Linked DNA regions of Homo sapiens: region 2 is linked to region 1. A link is a loop called in an ENCODE intact Hi-C map of the cell type or tissue named here. Cell type or tissue: PC-3. All regions are shown on one strand.

Region 1 (8,000 bases):
CCATGTTGTTGTCGTGATAGTGAATAACTCTCACAAGATCTGATGGTTTTTAAAACGGGAGTTTCCCTGCAAAAGCTCTCTCTTCTCATCTGCCGCCATGTGAGACATGACTTTTTCCTTCCACCATGATTGTGAGGTCTCCCCAGCCATGCAGAACTGTAAGTCCATTCAACCTCTTTCTTTCGTAGGTTGCCCCGTCTTGGGCACATCTTTATCAGCAGCATGAAAATTGACTAATAAAGAAGTAATTGAGTAGACAGAACTCAACCTCACTACCCCTTCAGCTATAGGATTTGACCTCCAAGGAGCTTATATTCTGGTCCGTTTTTGCCCCAGTAGCAAGTTTACTGGGAAAGGCTCTGAGCTAGGGAAAAGCGGTCTTACCTGTAACATGGTATTGCTGATTCTGGGAGCAGCCTTTTGTTGCCACACGGTGAGCCATGCTTCCCCAGCAGCTCCATCAATTATGTGATTGATAGTTAAGAGATAACAAATTTATCTCTTAACTGGTTCAGCAATTTGATAGGAAACAGGAATATTATTCATAGAGATTATTTACATATGAACATTGCCTTTTTTTAACGACAAAACAAGAAAAAAAAAAAAGATGTGTGCTCTTGGCTAAATCAGTTAGACTCCCAGAGCCTTTGCTTTTTTAAAAGGTACAAAAGTGAGGGGAATGCGCTACAATAATGTTTTTTGAAACTCTAAGGTACTCACTATCCCAAGGACAGAAGTGGAAGAGAGCCAAGTGGAGAAACAATTTTGGGGTTCCCACTGCTGCTTTAACAAGGGCAACCCTACTTCTAGCAAATATTAAGTTTCTCAACAGGACTTTGCAAACAAATATTTGAAAACCGTTTCATTAGATAATCTCTATTATTTCCTCCATCCCTGATACAGTGTAAAATGGACAGAGGGTGAGTTGGTATAACAGGAATTATGCAGGTTTGGGAGCAAGACAGACCTAAGTTTGGATCTTGATTTTGACATATGCAATGACATTGGGAAAGATGCACGACAGATTGTTGTTAAGTACACAGATGATAGATAGATAGATAGATAGATAGATAGATAGATAGATAGATAGATAAATTATGTTGTTGTTCAGATTCAATGGAGTAGCATGTGGGCAATTCCTGAAGCCAAGGAAAGTACTGAGTAATTGCTAAATCATTTAAATAATTTAAATAATTGCTAAATTCTCCGCCTTTCCTTCTTTCAAATGGAAAATCTGTTCAGTAACATCAAGTATTGTTTCAGTGTTTTAAAACATTTTTACACATGCCTCGTCTCATTTGAGTCACATGATTCTCCAGTGGAAGTCTACATTAACTCCTTATGTTTTAAAGTGAAGAAGTAAGCTCAGTGGTCTCCTCAAGGTCATGTAAGTAATTACTGGCAAAATTCCGGTTTGAACTTGGGAAATCCAACATTGATTCTGTGCTAATGCCCAGCTCTGAATGAGTCATACGTATTCAGTTTTGTCTACCATCATCACTTTTTCTGGTTCAGCTCTTCCATGTGACTCCTGTAAAATGAAATTGGCAATTGTTTATGGCATTGGCAGTAGGTTGTTATGTTAGCTCATCTTCTGAGGCAGCCATTGTGAAATAACAAGTGCAGTGAACCCTCAGCATGAAGTCTAGCACTGAAGTCATACGTGTCATTGTTCAGAATTACTGTCTATCCTTGCTAACCCTTAAATACACTTTCTAAGTATTCACATCAAGGTGTTTACTCTCAAAATGATTCAACTGCTGACTTTGAGAAAATTGCAGACTAATAAGCATGCTTTTTTGTGGAAATACAATTCTTAATTTTTACTCCAGATGAAATACTATTCAAGACAAATAACATATCAAAGAAGAGTTTAGGATGGCCAAGCTGTTACTAGCTCTAAGAGGATGCTGTATAGAGATAATTTTTGTTGATTTAGTTACAAACAACCAAGTTCTATAGAAAATATAACCCAATTCTGCCATTTTCTCTAATTTCTACCTATAAAACAGTAACAATTTTCTATGTGAAAAAAAAAATTCCTGGCTTCCGAAATGATGTTTTTATTACAGGTCAGCTACAAATATCCTTCCTGAAGTTTATTTGAACTTTCACCAGGTTCCCAGCCCAATAAGTACCCTCACTCTTCTTACTCTTTCTATTCAACTTTCTCAAACCACTTCTGCAATATAACTAATAAACAGAAAAACAACAATAAAAATAATAAAACAACAGTAACACATACTCACAAGGCTAGCAGGAAGATAAATGAGGTTGATATATTACCTGTTGTCTTTAAACTTGTGGTACTCATTGATACCTCTCTTCCTTTTACACCCATATCTAACGCTAAAACAATTCTATATCCTGTCATCCTAACCTGAAAAAGATATCAGAATTTGATCTTGTCTTGTCATCTCCTATTCACTGGACACATCTACCATCATCTGTTATTTTAATGGACTCCTAACTGGCCTTTCTGCATTGGCCTTTGCGAACAGTCCCCTCACAACATAACCGTCTAGGTTATCCTCTTATAATATAAACCAGGCATTGACTTTCTTGTGCTCTGAACCCCGCAATGACTTCCCATCTCACTCATCCTAAAAGCAAAATTTCTCACCATGGCCTAATGCCCTGTAAAATCTAACCCCTTGTTACCTTTCCTACCACTTTCTGCCTTGTTCTTTCCACTCCAGGCACGTTGGCTACCTTACTGTTCCACACAGCCCCCAAGCCCTGTGGTTTTTATGTAACAATTGCCTTTACTTGGAAGACTTTCTCTGAGATCTCAGTGTGGCTCTATCCCTCTTCTCCTATGGGTCTTTGGTTAAAAGTTATAATTCCAGTGAGGCTTTCTTTGCTTATTCAAAAACTGCACATTTATGCTGTTTATCCTCCTTTCTCAATTATTTGTCTTCTTAGCCCTTGCCACTGCTAACAAGCTGTAATTTACTCATTCATCTTGTTTGTTTCTACCTCTGCCATCTAGGAAGTAAGCTTCGTGAAGACAGGACAGTTGCTTGCATTGTTCACTGATTTATCCCCAATATCTAAATCAGTGCCTGGTGCTTGAAAGGTATCCATTAAACATTTATGGAATGAATGACTCTCCTTCATATTCACTATGCAAAGTGAGCCCTAATCAATACAAATAAGCTTGGGCTCTGTACCACAATATTTTCAGGATCTACAGTTCGGTCACCTGATTTCTAGTAACATTAGCTGTGTGACTTTGCAAACACCAATCAGCTTTACTTCCCATTTTTGTATAATGAGGAAACTCAAATGCAGGTCACTAGTAGGTGTAAAATTTAAATGATACAATTAAATGAAGCAAGGTTTTAAAGTTTGATATAAATATTTAGGAAGTTACCATTGTACAAAATTTTGTTGCATTAGTCATACCTGGAAACTTTCTCATATAGTGATGTGAATAATCCTCCAAAGAATGTTCTATGTGAACACATTTAAACATAACTCAGGAGGATGCATAAACTCCAGTGGTTATAAAAGAGGATTTATTGCAAAATGAATTTAGAGTTGAATACTTTGGAAAGTAACATGGGAAGCATTTTTGACCCTAGGTAAATACACTTTTTGCTACATCTTGCCGCTTTTAATAAACTTGTTTCTCTTCTCCTACCACTCCTCATTTCCACATCCTGCAGCATGGATTAATATCTCTTTACTTTCCCGGTTTCACACAAAAAGTTACTTCCTTCAAAATGTCCTTCCTAATTTACATATTAGATCTATGTTTTATTTGTTCCTATAGGACATCAAACTTTTTCATCACTTCTTCACCTTTTGGCTAAGATCAAGTGTAGGACATCAAACTTTTTCATCTTAATATTCTATAAATACAAAAAGTTATTCAATGTGTGTCTTCCCTACTGAAAGTCCATAAAGGCATGAGTCATGTGTTCTGTTCGCATTATTTCAGCACCTAGCACAGCATCTACAATGTAATGTGTATTTAATAAATGTTTGCTGAATGAATACCAATGCATCTTTAGAAAAATTTAAATGTCAGTAATATTTCTCAGCTTTTACTACTCCAACGCAATTTACCTCCTATTAAGACATAGTTTAACCTTTCATTGGACTTTTTGTATATATGGCTTATGTAATAGATTTGTGTTATTGTCAAGTTAATGTTAATACAATAAATACATAGTAAACATCTAATACAGGGATATTGTTGGACACATTATGTTCAGTAGCATATGTAATGTGTATGTGATTGTAACTTACTTAATTCTACATGTTTTTGTTTTTATGTTGCACATATTAACTCATTTTATATACCTGACCTGATCTATGTGTAGGTACTTGTATATTCATCTCCATTTCATAGGAGAGAAATCTAAGGCAAAGGAAGGTCAAATATCTTGCCTTGGGAGACACAGATAGAAAGTAGCAGGACCAGAATCTTAACTCTGGTGGTGAGTTTCAAGAACTTACATTCTACCAGAAACATAGAGAGATGAATAAGAAAGTTCCCTCAACACTGAGTGAAAAAGAATGAGTAGCATTGAAATACAACTAAATTGATACTTGTAATATAATTATTGATGACTGGACTGACAACTGCATATAATAAATATCTTAACACTCAATAGATTCTCAAAAAAATGTTGCCTTAATGAATAAGGTTTTAGCGCACATAGCTTATCTGGACTATTCATACTCCCACATACCCCCCTAAAAAACTATGGCTATGTGAGTATGCTTTATTCTTGGTTGACTGAAGTTTCTATCCATAAATTTATATTTCTTCAGTACATTTTTAAAAGTTGGTAATAAAATGTATTTATTTATTCAATTTACACTTACTCATCTTTCTTTGCTGGGGAACTTAATCTGTGTAAATGACTTAATTCACAATAGGTTCTCAACTTCAATGTAGTTACCGTGTGTGGAATGTCTGCGAAGTATCTTAAGGGAGTTGTTAAAATTCTATAATAGAAAACATGAAAAACATAAATGCAGCATGAAGAGACGTAATTTATAGAAATATGGAACAGGAAAGAACCTTAAAATATAGGTGGTCGTTTGTCAGCTGAGGAGTAGAGCTGTAGAAAGGTGAAGTGACCTCTCCAGCATCACACAGAGCACTGATTCCTCCAGGAGTGCTTGGACCATGTTACTTCTCCGTTAATTCTACTGTGAATCATTTTATGGCTTGAAGACTCCCTATGCAATAAAAGTTTATTGGCCATGTGTCAGGAACTTTGCTATATGCTGGAGTTACAGCGATTTATGAGACATAGCCCTTGCACTAAAGGACATCACAGTCTAGTGGTAAAGGTAGGGACAAAACATGCTATAGCATCTAACAAACTACATACAGAAGAGGGACACATCAGCCAGTCCAGAAGGGTCAGAGCAGATGCATTGGAAAGAGTGACCTCAGACCTGAGTCTTAAAAAATAAGGAGGCGTAGAAGTTTTCCAGGCAGGTGACAGGGGAATAAAGAGGACTAGTGAGGAAGGCCTATGCGTAGAAAAGGGTCACCGAGGCAAAGATAAACATTAGCAAAAGTAATGTGATATATTCTGGAGGGGTGTAAAGAAAATACAAGCAATGCATTGCTGCTGGAGTATAAAGGGTGAAGAGGAGGATAGCAAGAAATAAATCTGCATGAGTAGTTTCAAACTTTAAAATACCTAGAAAGCCATATTTAAAAACTTGGTTTTATTACATAGAAAATGTGGAGTGACTGGAAACTTTTAAATAGAAGTGTCAGAGTTGGGTTTGTATTTATGGAACCTAGTCCCAGCATGATCTAAGGAGTCAAAACTGAAAACAGAGAGGATAGTTAGGAAGTTAGTGCAATAAACCTGTTTGAGTTTAGAGACATCTACAAGGAAAGATACATTGATATGAAGACAGAGAAAAAACATTTATGTGTGTGTATGTGTGTATTTCACATATGTAAATAACGGGAAATACTTATTTAATACATAAATTTGATATAAGTATTTAGGACTTAATAAATAATTGGATTTGGTGGCTGAAAGTATGGAGAGGTGAGAATGATAGCTAAGTGTTTGAGAGATTACCTAAAGGTGACCAACTCAAATGAATAGTACATGATTTAGTGGAAGTTAGATTGGGACATTATCAATATATAGCAATTGATGAACATTCAGGTGAAGGGATCCAGGAAAATTAGAAGTAAGTTTTTAAGGTAGCTTGAGCAATACGCATAAGGATGATTAGCATAAAACTATGAAATTGGGTGTCTAAGTTTGAGAAAGCATACAGAGTGAAAGCAGAGGAAGAGAAGCCCATGGAAGAGGCAGAAAAATGTCTTTAGGCAGAAGAGAAAGATGTCACAAAATTAAAAAGGATGAAGCATTTCAAAAGGAGGGCCTTGGCAAATTAAATAAAGAGTAAAGATGATAGAAGAAAATAGTAGAAAATTCATTAATATTCAGTAATTAAGGCTATTGGTGACATGTGTAACAACAATTTTAGTAGATTCTGAAAATTCATTGAGGAAGGACATGATAAAACAGACCATAGCCACTGCAGATGTCTGTTGAAAATCATGCATTAGAATGGCTTGGGAGAGAAGGATAATAGCTTGAGGGTACAGTGATTCCAGCTATTTAGGGCTTCAGATATTTATAAGCTGAGGAGAGGGCTGTTTAAATAGAGAAAGAGAGGTTGAAGACAGAGGAGCTAGGGGTTAGGGCACTGATGGAACAAGATCCCAGAGGTGTCAGGAACTGATGAGGTCAGAGGTATTGGTAGAGTCAGATGCTGGCTAAGGATAGGGAAAGGAATCTCGTTGTCTGGAATTAGTATAAAGTAACAAAGAGGGGAATCAAACAGAAGAGAGGAAAGCTGAAAAATACTATGCATAATTACCTTATTTCCTAGGTGAATTAAGGAAGTGTCCAATAACTATTTGTTTCATATTAATTAACATTAACAGTTATTCACTTGTTGAGCTTCCAGTACGATAGTAGAAGAAATGAAAGGTCAGTGGCTTGGTGGCCTCAATACTTTAATTTAAAAGTTTAATGAATGTGAGTGTGTGAGTCTTGGAATAACAAGACTTAGTGGTCAGAGTGTGTGTCGCTGGATGTTAAATTTTCTATTATGATACACTCATGCCTGAAAATAAGATCCAGGTAATGGTATAGTAGAGGATAATTAAGTAGGACATAGATCAAAGCCACTAAGTGGAGGAAGTCCAGGGATTGGGAACTGGTTAGTTGGATGAATCTTGTTTGTAATTATGGATTTCTCCTAGATTTACAGTGTGTCTAGGATAAAGAATGAAACTCAAAACCAGACACAAAACACTATGGTATAGAGTATAGAGGTTTGTGTGAGATATAATACCTGTGATACACAATAGGAATCCTGAAAGTAAGGTGAAGCTATTGATGGCCGGTTTGGCAAAATGAACATTTTTTCACTGGTCGGCACAATAGAGGAAGACGCGTTCTCAGGCAGAGCCAGGATTCAGAGAACATAAGGAGACAGAGAAAAAAGGCCACGAAGTAGATGAGGAAGTAGATGGATCTGCCTTCCTTGTTCCAGAAGAAATTTCTGAAAGCACTTATAAATAAGATCAGTATCAAAAGGAATCAAGCCAGAGAAGTATGGTAAATAATCACTCCACATAATGGATCGGTCCTTTGGAACTGTGACTCAAGTGAAACAGCATATATGAAACCAATTGTACCATAAATGAATTGATGTAAACAAGAATTAAGTTCTTATGGCATACTTCTCTTCACAAAACCATCACCAAACTTCTAATTAAAAGAGATATATCACGTCTAATACTAAACATTGAAATAAATGTGACATATACATACATTTCAGCAATTTTAAAAATAAGTAAATTAATAACTATTTACCCAATTTGTGGTGAATCAGTGAGGGATAGTAGTTGTAGTGGTGGTGGGTTGAATCAAGGAATAACTGTTTGCAAAGACAAAATTGTAAGGAACACCTCCTAACACCACACAGTT
Region 2 (8,000 bases), 76 kb before region 1:
TTGTAGATTACATAATGAGGTAGATAAATAGTAAAAAAAATATGATTGTACATTATCTCTACAAGGAACCACCTTTAATGTGCTAGACAAATGCGCTAGTCCCAGCTACGTGGGAGGTGGAGGCAGGAAGATCCTTTGAGTCTGAGAGTTTGAGGCTCAACTGCAGTGAAATGTGATTGCACCACTGTACTTGAGCCTAGGCAACAGAGCCAGACCTCATCTCAGAAATAAATAAATAAATAAATAAATAAATAAATAGTGAGTGTATTATTCATTTGGTTTCCAACTCTCTTAGGAATTAACATGCTATGGAAGAACAAACATTTGTTCTCTATATAATATCTGCAATATGGGCACAAGTAATGATGTAGGGGTAAAAATATGATTATTTTTTCTCACTACATATTTATCCTACCCGTCCTCTTTACCAGACTTCAAGCCAAATGTCAAATGGGAATGCTACTTGCTAGCAATGGGATCTTTGCATTCAAATGTGTCTAGTTTATCTTGGTTTCCAGACTTGTCCAGTATAGGAAAAGAGATCTTTATTCCCAGATAAAGAGAAATGCCAGTGCAAAGAAAGAGAAAAAACAAGTGGAAAGGAAATGATAATAAATGATACAATGGAAGAACACTATTTTGAATTGAACTTGCAAATTAATATTCAAAAGTGTGAATCATGTTCTATGTAGAAGGAAAATAAAATGAATATGTAATAGTTTTGATAAATTCAAATGCTTTAATAAAATTACTTTTTAATAAAATAAACTTACGGTCCAATAAAGACATATAGTTCCTTCATATTATTAAAGAAAAAAAATCTTAAATTAAGGATCAGAATGATACTTAATGGTAAATCACTAGGATATTAATTAAATACAATAAAAGAATAGAAAGAATACTACAATCACCACTGTAACTGAAGTGAGTTGGCATTGCTATTGCAAAGGCAACAATAGCATCATTGATCAGAATGGAGGAGTTCAAATCATAATTTTCTGCAGTGGATAAAATTTTTGACTAAGAGTAATATCTGTAAAACAATGGCAGAATTCAGAAAATTTTCAATAATATATTTTATTGTTTTAAATTGATAATTTTCTAACATTATGTTGAAAATATCTGATATATAATGAAAATGGGCAAAAATTAAAAACCAAGAAATGTTTTTAATTTTGAGAAATATGAGAAATACAACACTTTAATCAATATAAATATTAGAAAAGTAAATGGAGAGATAATGTTCTTGCACAGGAAGACAATATACTAAAAGTGGCATTTTTTCAAAATAATGTATATATTTAACAAAATTAAAAAACATTTTGTTTTACATTGTTTTTAAATTAAGTTCATATGGACTTACGTATATGGAAAAAAAAATTTTAACTTAAAAAGAGAGAAAAAGGAGAGATCGGCCTGTTACAGAAACAGGGTATAAAGTGACAAAAATTTAAATTATGTTGTAGTAGCAGAGAAATAGGCACTTAATGGGGTATATAAGAAAACACTAATGTGTAAAAACTAAATTATATAATAAAGGTGGTAGTCAAATTAATAAAAGTTAAAAATGTTATTTTATAAATGATATATGGAAATGTGACTGTTTATTTAAAAAATATTAGGTGCCTAAATCATACCATATTTAAAAATTAATTCTGGATTCATTATATTTTTATTTTTTGAAATTTAATAATGTACCAAAACTATGAAAGATTATTTATACAACTTTGATCTTTAGAATCATATCAAATAACTTTGTTTTTAAATTCTGTATAAAATACATTAATATTAGAAAAATTATAAAGCAAGCATATTTATTTGAAACTAAAACATGTGGATATATAAAAAATACTTGCATATATATACATGTATATATGTATAATACATGTACGTATACATGTTATATATATGCATGTATATATGTATTTATACAAAAAAACATGTATCAAGCATATCTATACACCACTGAATTCACCAGTTGCCAGAAGTATGATCATTCACCTTAAGATTAGCAAAGATCAAATTTCACATTGCATGCCTGTATCAAAATATCTCAGGTAACCCATAAATATATACACCTACTATGTACCCACAAATTTTTTTAAGTTTTTTAAAAATTAATAATTTTAAAGGAATATAATGAAAGATGTAAAGGAAAGAGACCCCTAAAGAAAATAAAAATTGGTATTTTTTCTGGATGGCCATTAATGCTAACTAGCAAGAGATTTAAAAGAGATAAGATTTGAAATCTTGATGTGACTTTAAAAAAAAGGAAAATAATTTGACAAATGCATAGTGAAATTACAATAGTAAAAAAAAAATAGAAATAACCAAAAGGGCTGGTATAGTAGATTGGTGCAATGATTGATGGATTATGGGCCAGGTGCAGTGGCTCATGTCTAATCCAGCACTTTGGGAAGCCTAGGCAGGAGGACTGCCTGAGCCCAGGTGTCTGAGACCAGCCTGGGCAACGTAATGAGATTCTGTCTCTACAATAAATAAATAAATGAGAATTATGGATTACGGTTTACCAACACAAATAAATACTCTTGAATCTTGTATAAAATTAATGACCTAGAGGAATATATAAAACTAACAGTAAACAAACCCATTTGGTTCTGTGGCAAATGTATACACAGCCTTAGAAAGACTCCTCTTCTGTAAAGCGTGCAGTAAATAGGTAGGTACTGGTAAGATAATTTAAGAAGTCATGATAGTTTAAAGAGGGAATATAGCAAACAATAATACATATTTTTGAAACATTTTGTTTACATTTTAAAAATTGTATGAATGTTCATTTTGTCAATATTTTTATTGCCAAGGTTTTGTCACTGAATATCATCCCTCCTCAACTGGAGTATCTGTTTTCTTTCTCCCCTAAACAATGTAAAGGTCAGAATGCTAGGAGACAAGTGATTCTGATTAAGAAAGTTGAGCAAAGTTTTAAAAGGCTGCAGATTATATTACCATTCCCGGTGAGCAGCAGTCCCCTTTCCTGTAAGGGAATTACACATCCACCATCCTCTCACCGATACACACCCTCCAACCACAACCCAGAGTTCTGTCCCTCAAGAGGCCTTCTTTTGGGAGAAGCACGTTTGGCAGCTTGCACTACACCCTGACACACTCATGACATGGGACAGGAGATGTCAGAGCTGAATGAAAGCTTTTTTTTTTTTTTTTTTTTTTCCAGACGGAGTCTCGCTCTGTGTCCCAGGCTGGAGTGCAGTGGCGCGATCTCGGCTCACTGCAAGCTCCGCCTCCCGGGTTCACGCCATTCTCCTGCCTCAGCCTCCCGAGTACGCGGGACCACAGGCGCCTGCCATCATGCCCGGCTAATTTTTTTTTGTTTGTTTTTGTTTTTTTGTATTGTTAGTAGAGACGGGGTTTCACCATGTTAGCCAGGATGGTCTTGATGTCCTGACCTCGTGACCCGCCCGCCTCGGCCTCCCAAAGTGCGAATGAAAGCTTTAAGAGGGCTGCTTGTTTCTGGCAGCTCTCAGGTTCTTCCTGTCTGCCTCAGAAGTGGCATATTCCACATACGGGCTGCATCTTCAGTCTGGACTCATCCTCTTCAAGATGAGACAGGTGGAGCAGAGCTGCCACCAACCTCCGGTGATTTCCACACAATGTAAGTGAAAAACTATTGTTAAAAGACACTAAAATGTGGGGGTAGTTTTTATCTCGGCATAACACAGTGGAAGCTAATTAATGCAGGTCTAATTACCAAGGTGTGGGCAGAAGAGAGGGAAACCAAACTGAGGAGCGTACTGCCCATAGGCCAGACAGTAGTGGACGCCAGGGCTCAGAAACGGAGCTGTGGGGACTGGGCTGCCAGAGCAGTGTTTGAGGGGTGCAGCCAGTTGTCCTCCCGTCACCTCCCCAGCAGCTTCACAAGTAGGAGTCTCAGTAACGAATGAAGAGTTTTGCTTTCACTGACTGGTTGTTTTACATTATGTAATGGGCTCTGTGAATTATTGCAGAGTTCGTACTGCCTTTTTTATCTTTGAATAAACCTGTTTCAAGATGGTGTCAGAAGGACAGCCGAACACTCAAGTGGGAGGGAGGGGTAAACTAAAACTTTATTACTTTAAGCAAATAGCAATAGAAAATTAGCCTTATAACAAGAGAAAACAAAATGTAACCAAAGCTCAGTAAAATGTAACCGGAAGCTCATAATACCACAGGAAGCCCTATCACGGGAGTCTGAAGGGAGATGCCCGGGAGCCTGCAGTCGTTAAGCAAGGCCAGGCGCGGTGGCTCACGCCTATAATCTCAGCACTTTGGGAGGCCCCGGGGGGCGGATCACCTTAGGGTCGGGAGTTCGAGACCAGACTGGTCAACATAGTTCACTCTACTAAAAATACAAAAATTAGCCGGGTGTGGTGGCGCATGCCTGTAATCCCAGCTACTTGGGAAGCTGAGACAGGAGAATTGCTGGAACCTGGAGGCGGAGACTGCAGTGAGCCGAGATTGCACCACTGCCCTCCAGCCTGGGTGACAGAGTGAGACTCCATCTCGAAAAAAAAAAGAAAAAAAAAGTGAGCAAATATCACAGCAAAAGCAGGTCTTAAGTAGGTATAAAAGAACTAACAATAGAAGACAACATGTAACCAAAGCTCACCAGACCGCAGGAAGAATCATCACCGGAGTCGGAAGGCAGACGGCCGGGGTCCTGCAGCTGGAGCTGGGGCAGCCCCCAGCACACGACCACAGCAGCCTTCAGCTCCTCCTTCGTGTAAGCTCCTTTTATTAAGTCCAGTTGTTACTTTGAGCACCGTCTGTTGTTTGCTCAGGAGGGCCATTCCGAGCAAGCAACATTGAAACAATCGCTCCAGGAGCGGTGTTCCGGGAGCAGCGTTCCGAAACGTACTCCAGGACTTGAACAATCGTTCCGGGGGAGTGTCCCAGGACATGTTCCAGGACTTGAGTTAATTTCTGGACTTTCAGCCAAATCTTACACAAGCCGTTTACCTTTTCACCTCAGGTGGCTCTGCCTCTTACAGATGGGGGCATATTTTAAAATGGCGTTAGTGTGACCAATTTTTCTCTTCCTACAAAACCTTAGAGAAAAATCTGAAACTAGCTTACCCTCAAAATATATAAAGAAAATTTAGGGTTTGTATTTTTATATTAGCATCATTCCTGTATTCATTTGTTGTTCCAGCCTTTCTATTATTTATATTTTTTTCTTTTTAAAAATTATTATATACAAGCATGCATTGTTTAAGGTAGATATAAGCTTCATAATGGACTTAAGATGTGTTTTATAACAAGTGATATATATGAACATATGAACACATGAAAAATAAAGTATGTGATTATGGAGCACTTTACTATAAGACACACATACTTTTACGTCACACAATGGATACTCCATAATCACATACTCCCAGTAGGTAGGACTGTAGGTGTGAGCCACCATGCTGGGCTTTATATATATTTAATGCTTTCAAAAGCCCTGAGATCAATGTTATTATACAAATATATCAGATGAGGAAATCAATTCTTATAGATGTTAACCAGCTTGTCCAAGATGGTGGCCACCAAGCAGGTGGCAGAAATGGAGAAGACTCAAGGATTTGTGACTCCAAAAGTTCTCTCTTACCATGAGGATTCTTAATTGTCCAACTCTTTACTATATATGTGAAGCTGATTATGATTGAAGGTCAGTGGTGGTAATAACCTCATGTAACGACAACTAAGAGCAATCAGGTACCTTTGAATATGTTATATTTTTCTCTAGTCTATGCCAATTTGTGCCTCTAAATTAAAGCTCTTTAACGTCACATGTAACCCATCACAAAACCAAATATTCTTGGGTACCCCTAACATGTTTTCCCAAGTGCTTTGATCACAAAGTTTCAAAGCCATGCCAAGTTTTCCTCTGATTGCATGGCATGAAGCCCTTAGTAGCTTTTATTTTTGTCTTTTGCAAATAAACAAATTCCTGGAACAGGAAAGCAAATCAAAAATGAAAGCCCGTTTGTAAGAATGCCAAAACAACTTGTTGTTTATCCTTGTTCCTATCACTCTTTTAATTCTTCACAGATAGAAACAATGACATTGACTGGAAGTAATTTACGCAGAATATTAGATAGAAATAACAAGCAGATAGATGGCTTTGCAGAACAAATGTATAAATCTTCATAAGTCTAATGCTTGATTGATCTCAACCAAATTATTAGCTAGCATAAATTGAGTTTACAAATGTCAGGCATTTTACTGAGCATTATATACATTGTATACATTATTTGATCATGTTTACAGAAACAGTGCAAAGCAGTTACCATTGTTGTTAGCATTTTACAGATGAGGAAACAGAGTGGGACATAAATCATTTTCTGTCCAAAATAATGCAACTAGGAATTGGCGTTGTCAGAACTCAAGCACAGACAGTATGTCAGAATTTATATTATTATGACATCCAGCTCATCTGTACTCGAACTGAGACACTATCACTCTGTTCTCACACTGCTATAAAGATACTATCTGAGACTGGGTAATTTATAAAGGAAAGAGGTTTAATTGATTCACAGTTCCCCATGGCTGGGGAGGCCTCAGGAAACTTTCACTTATGGTAGAAAGTGAAGGGGAAGCAAGGCACATTTTACATGGTGTCAGGAGAGAGAGAGTGAGAAGGGGGAAGCACCAGATATTTATCAAACAACGAGATCTCATGAAAACTCACTATCATGAGAACATCATGGGGGAAATCTGCCCCCTTGATGCAATCACCTCCCACCAGCTGCCTCCTTTGACACACGGGGATTACAATTCGAGATGAGATTTGAGTGGGAACACAGAACCAAATTATGTCAAACATCTTATTGAGACACATATGTAACCCAGAGGACATATTATTGTCTCAGAAGGGAGTGAATTAAATAATGTGTTTAGTACCTCTACTTTTCCATTGTTTTTTTTCAAAATTTCGGTCTTAGAAAATTCAACGGTATTCTGTTTTTAATTAGCTTAGTACATCTATCATTTCCTTCATTTCATTTCCTTTCCAAGGCATATGATTAAATTTATCATTTCTACAACTGTTAATATAGATCTAGATTTCTTTAGATTCCTGATGTGTCAGTTAAAATTAAAAGTCTTCCTCATCCACTTTTCCAGTGATTAGTCCTGATATCTTGAACTATCATCCTCCTTTATGTGCTTTGCCATAAAAATTTATTCAGAAGTGAGTTAACAGTGGAAGACTGAAAACTTTTATTGGATGGTTTTGGAAACAATCTCTCTCTCTCTCTCTCTCCTCTCTCTTTTTCTCTACTGAGAACACTTACTCTCAGTTGATGCTGTTAACCATCTTACAAACACAAAGATAAAAATAAAAACAGTAATCAAGACAGTCTGGTATTGATAAAAGAAAAGATTAATAGATCAATGGAACAATACAGAGCCCAGAAATATGCCCACACACATACAGTTGACCACTGAACACCATGGGTTTGAATTGTATGGATCTGCTTATATATGAACTTTTTCTGCCTCTGCCACCCCTGAGAGAGCAAAACCAAACCCTCCTCTTCCTCCTCCATCTCAGCCATCTCAATGTGAAGAAGATGAGAATGAAAACCTTTATGATGATCCACTTTAACTTAATGAAAAATAAATATATTTTCTTTTTCTTACGATTTTCTTATAATTTACTTTTCTCTAGCCTACTTTATTGTAATATTGTAATATGAATGCATATAACATACAAAATATGTGTTAATCAACTGTTTATGTTGTCAGTCAGGCTTCTGTTCAACAGTAAGCCATTAGTAGTTAGGTTTTGAGGAGTCAAAAGTTACAAGTGGATTTTTCATTCCATGGAGGTTAGCAACTGTCATGAGAAGGACCCAGTGAGAGGTAATTGAAACATAAGGGCAGTTACCCTCATGTTATTCTCATGATAATGAGTTCTTTCGAGATCTGATGGTTTTATAAGGGATTTTTTCTTCTTTGACTGACACTTCTCTTTCCTGCTGCCCTGTGAAGAAGAA

The links. Peaks named below come from ENCODE experiments on the same cell type or tissue, not always from the same donor. Only the 100,000 strongest peaks of a DNase experiment are listed, where the experiment ranks them.
Region 2: a loop joins it to region 1, with 2.8 times the contacts of the local background. A loop is called at or near these places in 1 of 110 quality-filtered maps.

Annotation. Positions count from the first base shown.
Region 1 is chr4:19,376,736-19,384,735 of GRCh38, reverse strand. The region is part of intron 1 of LINC02438 (long intergenic non-protein coding RNA 2438); the gene reads left to right. Among named protein-coding and RNA genes, the nearest start is that of LINC02438, 76 kb to the left of the region's middle. In PC-3, no CTCF peak of the experiment used is centred here; DNase peaks (open chromatin) are centred at 3,505 and 5,225; H3K4me3 peaks cover 1,121 bases; H3K27ac peaks cover 2,236 bases.
Region 2 is chr4:19,452,277-19,460,276 of GRCh38, reverse strand. It overlaps LINC02438 (long intergenic non-protein coding RNA 2438), which reads left to right and starts at 3,287. Exons shown (of 3, transcript XR_001741605.2): 1 at 3,287-3,631. It overlaps LOC105374511 (a long non-coding RNA gene), which reads right to left and starts at 4,859. Exons shown (of 5, transcript NR_188379.1): 1 at 4,625-4,859. In PC-3, no CTCF peak of the experiment used is centred here; a DNase peak (open chromatin) is centred at 4,886; H3K4me3 peaks cover 3,304 bases; H3K27ac peaks cover 2,150 bases.